Regions from separate parts of the Homo sapiens genome. Here region 2 is linked to region 1. A link is a contact called in ENCODE Hi-C or POLR2A ChIA-PET data. All regions are on one chromosome and are shown on one strand. Each heading gives the region's core, a stretch centred on a gene start or an enhancer-like site at or near the end of the contact. The rest is flanking DNA. Distances are from core to core; before and after follow the strand shown.

The links. A loop is a pair of places that touch in the nucleus more often than their neighbours do. ChIA-PET counts read pairs that join two places held with the same protein, here RNA polymerase II (POLR2A). Pooled maps may share reads with other maps.
Region 2: a map of CD14-positive monocyte shows a loop between it and region 1 (2.6-fold over the local background). The contact joins two enhancer-like sites. A Hi-C loop is called at or near these places in 1 of 168 maps with a recorded cell type or tissue (CD14-positive monocyte) and 1 of 50 pooled maps. POLR2A ChIA-PET finds 5 or more read pairs at or near these places in 2 of 52 experiments (HCT116 and activated CD4-positive, alpha-beta T cell).

What each region holds. Positions count from the first base shown.
Region 1 is chr2:239,222,662-239,225,310 of GRCh38, forward strand. The region is part of intron 3 of HDAC4 (histone deacetylase 4); the gene reads right to left. Among named protein-coding and RNA genes, the nearest start is that of HDAC4-AS2, 30 kb to the left of the region's middle. RefSeq lists an enhancer at 2,457-2,649. Within about 2 kb of position 1,315, at least 22 of the 41 ENCODE cell types and tissues checked have a DNase peak (open chromatin) inside an H3K27ac peak, as active enhancers do; they include CD14-positive monocyte, where a contact is called at or near this core.
Region 2 is chr2:239,499,209-239,501,857 of GRCh38, forward strand. No RefSeq gene overlaps it. Among named protein-coding and RNA genes, the nearest start is that of LINC02991, 78 kb to the right of the region's middle. RefSeq lists an enhancer at 2,185-2,649. Within about 2 kb of position 1,328, at least 5 of the 41 ENCODE cell types and tissues checked have a DNase peak (open chromatin) inside an H3K27ac peak, as active enhancers do; they include CD14-positive monocyte, where a contact is called at or near this core.

The DNA.
Region 1 (2,649 bases), core at 65-2,564:
CGTTATGGACAAAGCATTCCTGGAAAATCTTTCTAAGACTCTACAATTCCAATGCAAAAGCAATTGAATAGAAACAATAACAAAAAACTAATGTTTCAGGACTGAGCACGAATTTAAAGTATTTTTGCTTTGTGATCTCCTTTCGTCCTCACAGCCCCCTGAAGCAGGTCCCAGCGGGGACCTGGGTATCACAGACGGGAGATGCAGCCAGTAAGCATTGTCACCTGGATTCAAAACTGGCCACACCTCCTGGAACACCACCACCTCCCTGAAACCACTGCAGCCCATCTCTCCAGCCTGCTCACACCAGCACAAGTTACACGTTACTCCTGAAAGCTATCCAAATACCCTAAACCCAATGGATAAAAATATATTGTCTGAAAATTAAAAATAGTTTCAGTGGTCTAGGAAGCCTACAAATCCCACTGCAGTTGCTCTTGCCTTCTCAGTTACGTAAGATCAAGTTTACATAAGAACGCATTTCAGAATTTCCTTCTTAGCAACCTCCAAACGTTTGGTTATGTGTTTCACCTAACAGCTGGGCCGAAGTAGGAACCACTATTACTTAACAGTAACAGTTGAAATATTTAAAAATAGAAACCATTGGAGAAGAAGAGAGGGCACCAAGGACGAGGCCTGAAGGAGGTAGCCCCTCTCTCTGGGGCGAGCCGGCCTCTTCCAGGCAGCAACGTACATTCCGCCGGGGCTTTCTGGAGACCGGCGTGGGCTGCAGCATCTTTCAAGGGCGCTGCGGGTCACTGGGGGTGGAATAATCCAGCAGGCAGGTGGAAATGCAGAAGGCAGGGGGCTGGTTCAGACTTCTGTCCAGAAAAATCACCTGGGCAGCTTGATAAAAAGTGACTTACGCCTCCCAGCCTCAGTTCCTGAACCAGTAACTACTGTGTGATGTCCCCAGGGGCATTAAATGCCAATGAACACACGGTACGTAGCTGAGTGACAGATGGGTGGCCTTGGTAAGGGGACCTGTGGCCATCAGTGTCCTCATCATTGCTGTAATTAGGAGCAACCACGAGTCCCACTTTGAGCAGGACCTTGCTGCTGGCTGTGGAGGCTGTGCGCTCACACTCTCTGCCCAGCAAAGATCCCGGAGCCAGTAACTCTCTTGCCAGCAGGAACACTTTACAAAGTAGGATTTGGTAGAAGATGCATGCCAGCACTAAGCAAACATTGTTTAAAAAAAAAAAAAAGGGAAAAGAAACAAAGTCTACTTTGTGGACCTTGCACGGAGGAGATCCACTGCCCGGGAGAGTTCATGTCCATGTATCTTTCTGCTATGAATGCCCAGCGCAGGCCCCTCCCACGTTCAGCGCAGGCTCGCCAACGCCTACCACTCAGTGTTCCAAACTGGGTGCCTTTGAAAGCACTGCACAGATCCATACTAATCCTCATCCCAGCGCAGGGTCTGCTCCACCCACATTCCCCATGAATTCATGCAACTCCATCAGCAGTGCTTAAAGCCAAAAATCCTGAGGTCACCCTCGACTCTTCTGTTTCCTGCACAGCCCATCTGCAGGCTAAGGAAATCCCATCTACGTCAGATATCTCTAGAATTTGTACCATTTTCTACATTCCCACTCCACCTACCCGGACTGAGCCCCATCCACTGCCTGGGTTGCTCCCAGACCCTGGTGGGTCTCCCTGCTCCTCCGATGCCTGTCCCACGTGGCCACTGCATTCTCTGTGGCATACGTCACGTGGTGTCGCTTCTCTGCTCAGAACCTCCAGGAGCCTCCATGTCACTCAAAGCCATGCCTAATTGATTAACCCGGCCTTTTATGTCTCCCGCACCGCCCACTCCCTCTTCTCCTGACCAGGTCTTCGGCCTGCAAATGTCTGCTCACCTTCTAAGGAGGCCTGCCCTCACCAGCGGGTGTAAAATCGCAGCCCCTCCACTCCCGAGCCCTGCTCTGCCTTCCCTGCTCTACTGTTTACTCATTGCCTTTACTAGTTTCCTCTCTTCCTCCCAGGGTAACATGAGTACCATGAAATAGGGGTCTCTGTGTCAATCATAAATACATGTATTCCATATGCCAAGGGCAGGGGATGGCATTAGAAGGCCCAATCAATATGAATGAGTGAATGAATGAATGAGTTGAACGCAGAAATCCACCCTCCTGAATCCCCAGTCCTTGACTGCTCACTCTCCTCCACAGCGATTCTCGCCTCTCACATGTTCTAATATTGTAGGTAATTTACAATCAATAAGCTGGAATTAATGAGCATATTTAGAATCCAGCACCCAATTACTAGAGAATTCAAAATCTTCTCACACATATATTAAAGATTCATAAAAATTGACCACAAAGCAAGTCTCAGTAAAATTCAACAGCTGGGTAATTTCTAACCATAATGGAGTAAATTAGAAATGAATAACAAAAAAGATGACTTGGAAAATTCAGACTTTCGGGAAACAAAAAACACTTCTAAATATTTCATTTTTTCAAATAAAAAAGGAACCAAAAAGCAAATTTCAAAATAACTCTCTTGAGAAACACCAAGACTTTATGAAGTGTTAATGTAATATGCTTTACAAATTAAATAATACAAATTAGAACTTATCCAAAGCAGCCCCATTTGAACCCCAAGGGAAGCACAGCACAGAACCCTGAATGCCTCCATCCGAAAGGA
Region 2 (2,649 bases), core at 78-2,577, 280 kb after region 1:
CCCTTGTCCCCTTACATCTCCAGCTGGGTGAGCTGCTGGCCTGGCCGGCAGGGCAGTGGCTCCCGGCCTCTGACGTCCCCCGGCCATGGCTGAGGCTTCCCAGTTCTTGGGTTTACGTGGAAGGATCCTGAGTCTTTAGTTGCGTAGAGGACTTGGAGCTTAGAAGAATGGCAACTGGTGTGGTGCTTCGTTGGTCTTGGTTTCCACAGCTCTGATGTAATTCTTTGGAATTGGGTGGGAGTCAGCACAAATCCAATGGGGACGAGTGGTGGTTTGGCCCAGAGCCACCTGGCTCCACCGGCACTGCTCTCGGGCAGATTCAACAGCAAAGCGTCCGGGAGAAAGCCTGGCTTTTCATTATTCTGGTGACCCTGACTGAGTTTCCTTCCTTGGGTGAAGGTGAGGGGGTCTCAGCTTTCCCATCGGTGGCCCAAGGATGCTGGGGTTGGGAGCATGGGAGTTCTGTTCCAGCTGTGAAATGCTCCTTCTCCGCGTCTAAGGCCAAATGAGGCTCTGGGATAGCAGGAACCAACTCAGAGTGCACTGCAGGTTTAGAGCCAAGATCTGGATGAAGAAGAGTGGCTTGGACCCTCATTTCTTGGAAGGCACGAGGCAGCGGAGGCCAGCATCTCTCCAAGTGTTTGGGGTGGGGTGTTCTGAGCCTGGAGCCTCTTCCCAGCTTGGGTGGGTGGCAGAGAGTAGGATGAGAGGAAGGACCAGGGTGCTGTGCCGGTCCCCAAGGTTCTGTGGGCTAGGGACCTCTTGCTTCTCCCTTCTCTCCTTCTAGGGTTTCAGTCTTTGATCAGCCCACAGTGGGTTTCGGACTGCAAGCTGCCTGTGATGAGTTGCTGGCTACAGCCACGTGGAGCTGCGGGAGAAGGACCAAGGCTGAACAGCAGCCAGCACATTGGCCTTTTCAGCTTGATCTTAATTTGTCAGAAAATGCTCCCTTCTCACCCTCAGCATTTCATGAGATGCTGAAAACCTGATGCCCTAATGTAGTGGATTGCAATTATTCTAAATTAGGCAGAAAAGCACATTTCAGAGAGTTTCTCCCCATCTGTCTAACTTGAAGTTTCTGCTGTTTGTAATGAGTCATTTCTTCAGCACAGACTCCTGGACCGAGAGGAATTTTCTTATTTCATCTTTGCTTTTCCATTGTGTAGAAGCTTGAAGCCTCCCGCTCCTCTCCCAGGGCCAGAGCTTTGGCTCTGAGGACGGACTGAGCGTCCTCAAAGCCACAGGCTCATAAACAAGACCGAGGACGAGGAAGTCCTGAGATGGGCAGTCAGGGCAACAGAGGGCAGGAGGAGGTGGCTGATGTTGAGGCAGACGCAGGAGGTGCTGGCATCTCTGCTCCCAGTTCCCACCCTCGTGTCACACACCAGCTTTTACTAGTGACCACAGAGCCATGCTTCATGCTCTGCTTACAAGTGACAGAACTTGTTGCACCCAAAGGGAAACTTGGCAAGGTCCCTGCTGTCCTCTCTTCATCCTGGGGAGGCGTGGACTGAGGCACCTGCTCCGGTCACTCTGCTGGACGTGGTGGGCATGAGGCATGGCCTCAGGGACCCTTGGACTCCATTGCCTCCCCTGTCGGTGGGGGCTACTTTCAGGCTGTGGCTCAGGAGGTGGTTTAGGGTTAACTCTGCTCATGGACCTGGGATCGGGGAGGCACAGGGGGCCCAGCTCTGTGGGCATTTGCTGATAGTGTCTCAAAATGCTCTGTAAGGTCCACTAAGATTTGTCTTGAAGCCACGTTAAAGCATTTTTAAGGTGGAATTCACATAACATAAAGCGAACCCTTTTGCAGTGTCAATTTCAACAGCATTTAGTACATCCTCGGTGTTGTGCAACCACCATCTCTGTCAAGCTCCGAAACAGTTTCATCACCCCCAGAGAAAACCCCGTCCCCATTAAGCTGACTGGAAGCCACTTTTGACTTCCCTCTTGAACCTTCAGGCACAGAAAATGAAGAAATTCCCCTCAGTGGTGGTCAAGGGTGAGGGTGGGTCAGGGAGGGCTCTCAGGGGGCTTCCGAGCCTGGAGCCTCTTCCCAGCTTGGAGAAGTGCCCCGGGCGGCTCACAGCACCACTGACTACCTGGTTTGACACAGAGACTGCACGGGACAATGCTACAAGCGTGACTTGGAGTGTTCGTAGATTCTCCCTTCCTCTATTCAGCTGGTGGCTACGTGACCTTGAGCAAGTTACCTAACTTCGTGAAGAAGGAACTTCTAAGAATACTTCCCTGCAGGCTGAGGTGGGGCCCACATGGGCATCGCGGGTGAGAAGAACCTGCAGGCTCTCGGGAAATTGCCTTCTCCATCCTCCTTGAATGGCTCTGACTCCGGTTTGGAGGCGGGCAAGGAAGGCAGATAAAGAGGGAGTTCTGGGTTGGATTCTCTTTCTGTTTGGTGCCCTCCGGTGAGCTAAGGACAAGGAGACAGGATGGGACCAATGTTCTCCTGGACGTGGGACTGAGGCTGCTCCTCCAGTGTGGGGAGTGGGAGATTGGTGTTGTAACAGGGGGAGGGGCAAGGGAGGGAGAGGGGTAGGAGGGACAGCTGGAGAGAGAGAGGGCCTCAGGTCCTGGTGACACCAGACCCCATTGGAATGGCTGCTGCAACCTTCTTGGTCCGGGGTGGAC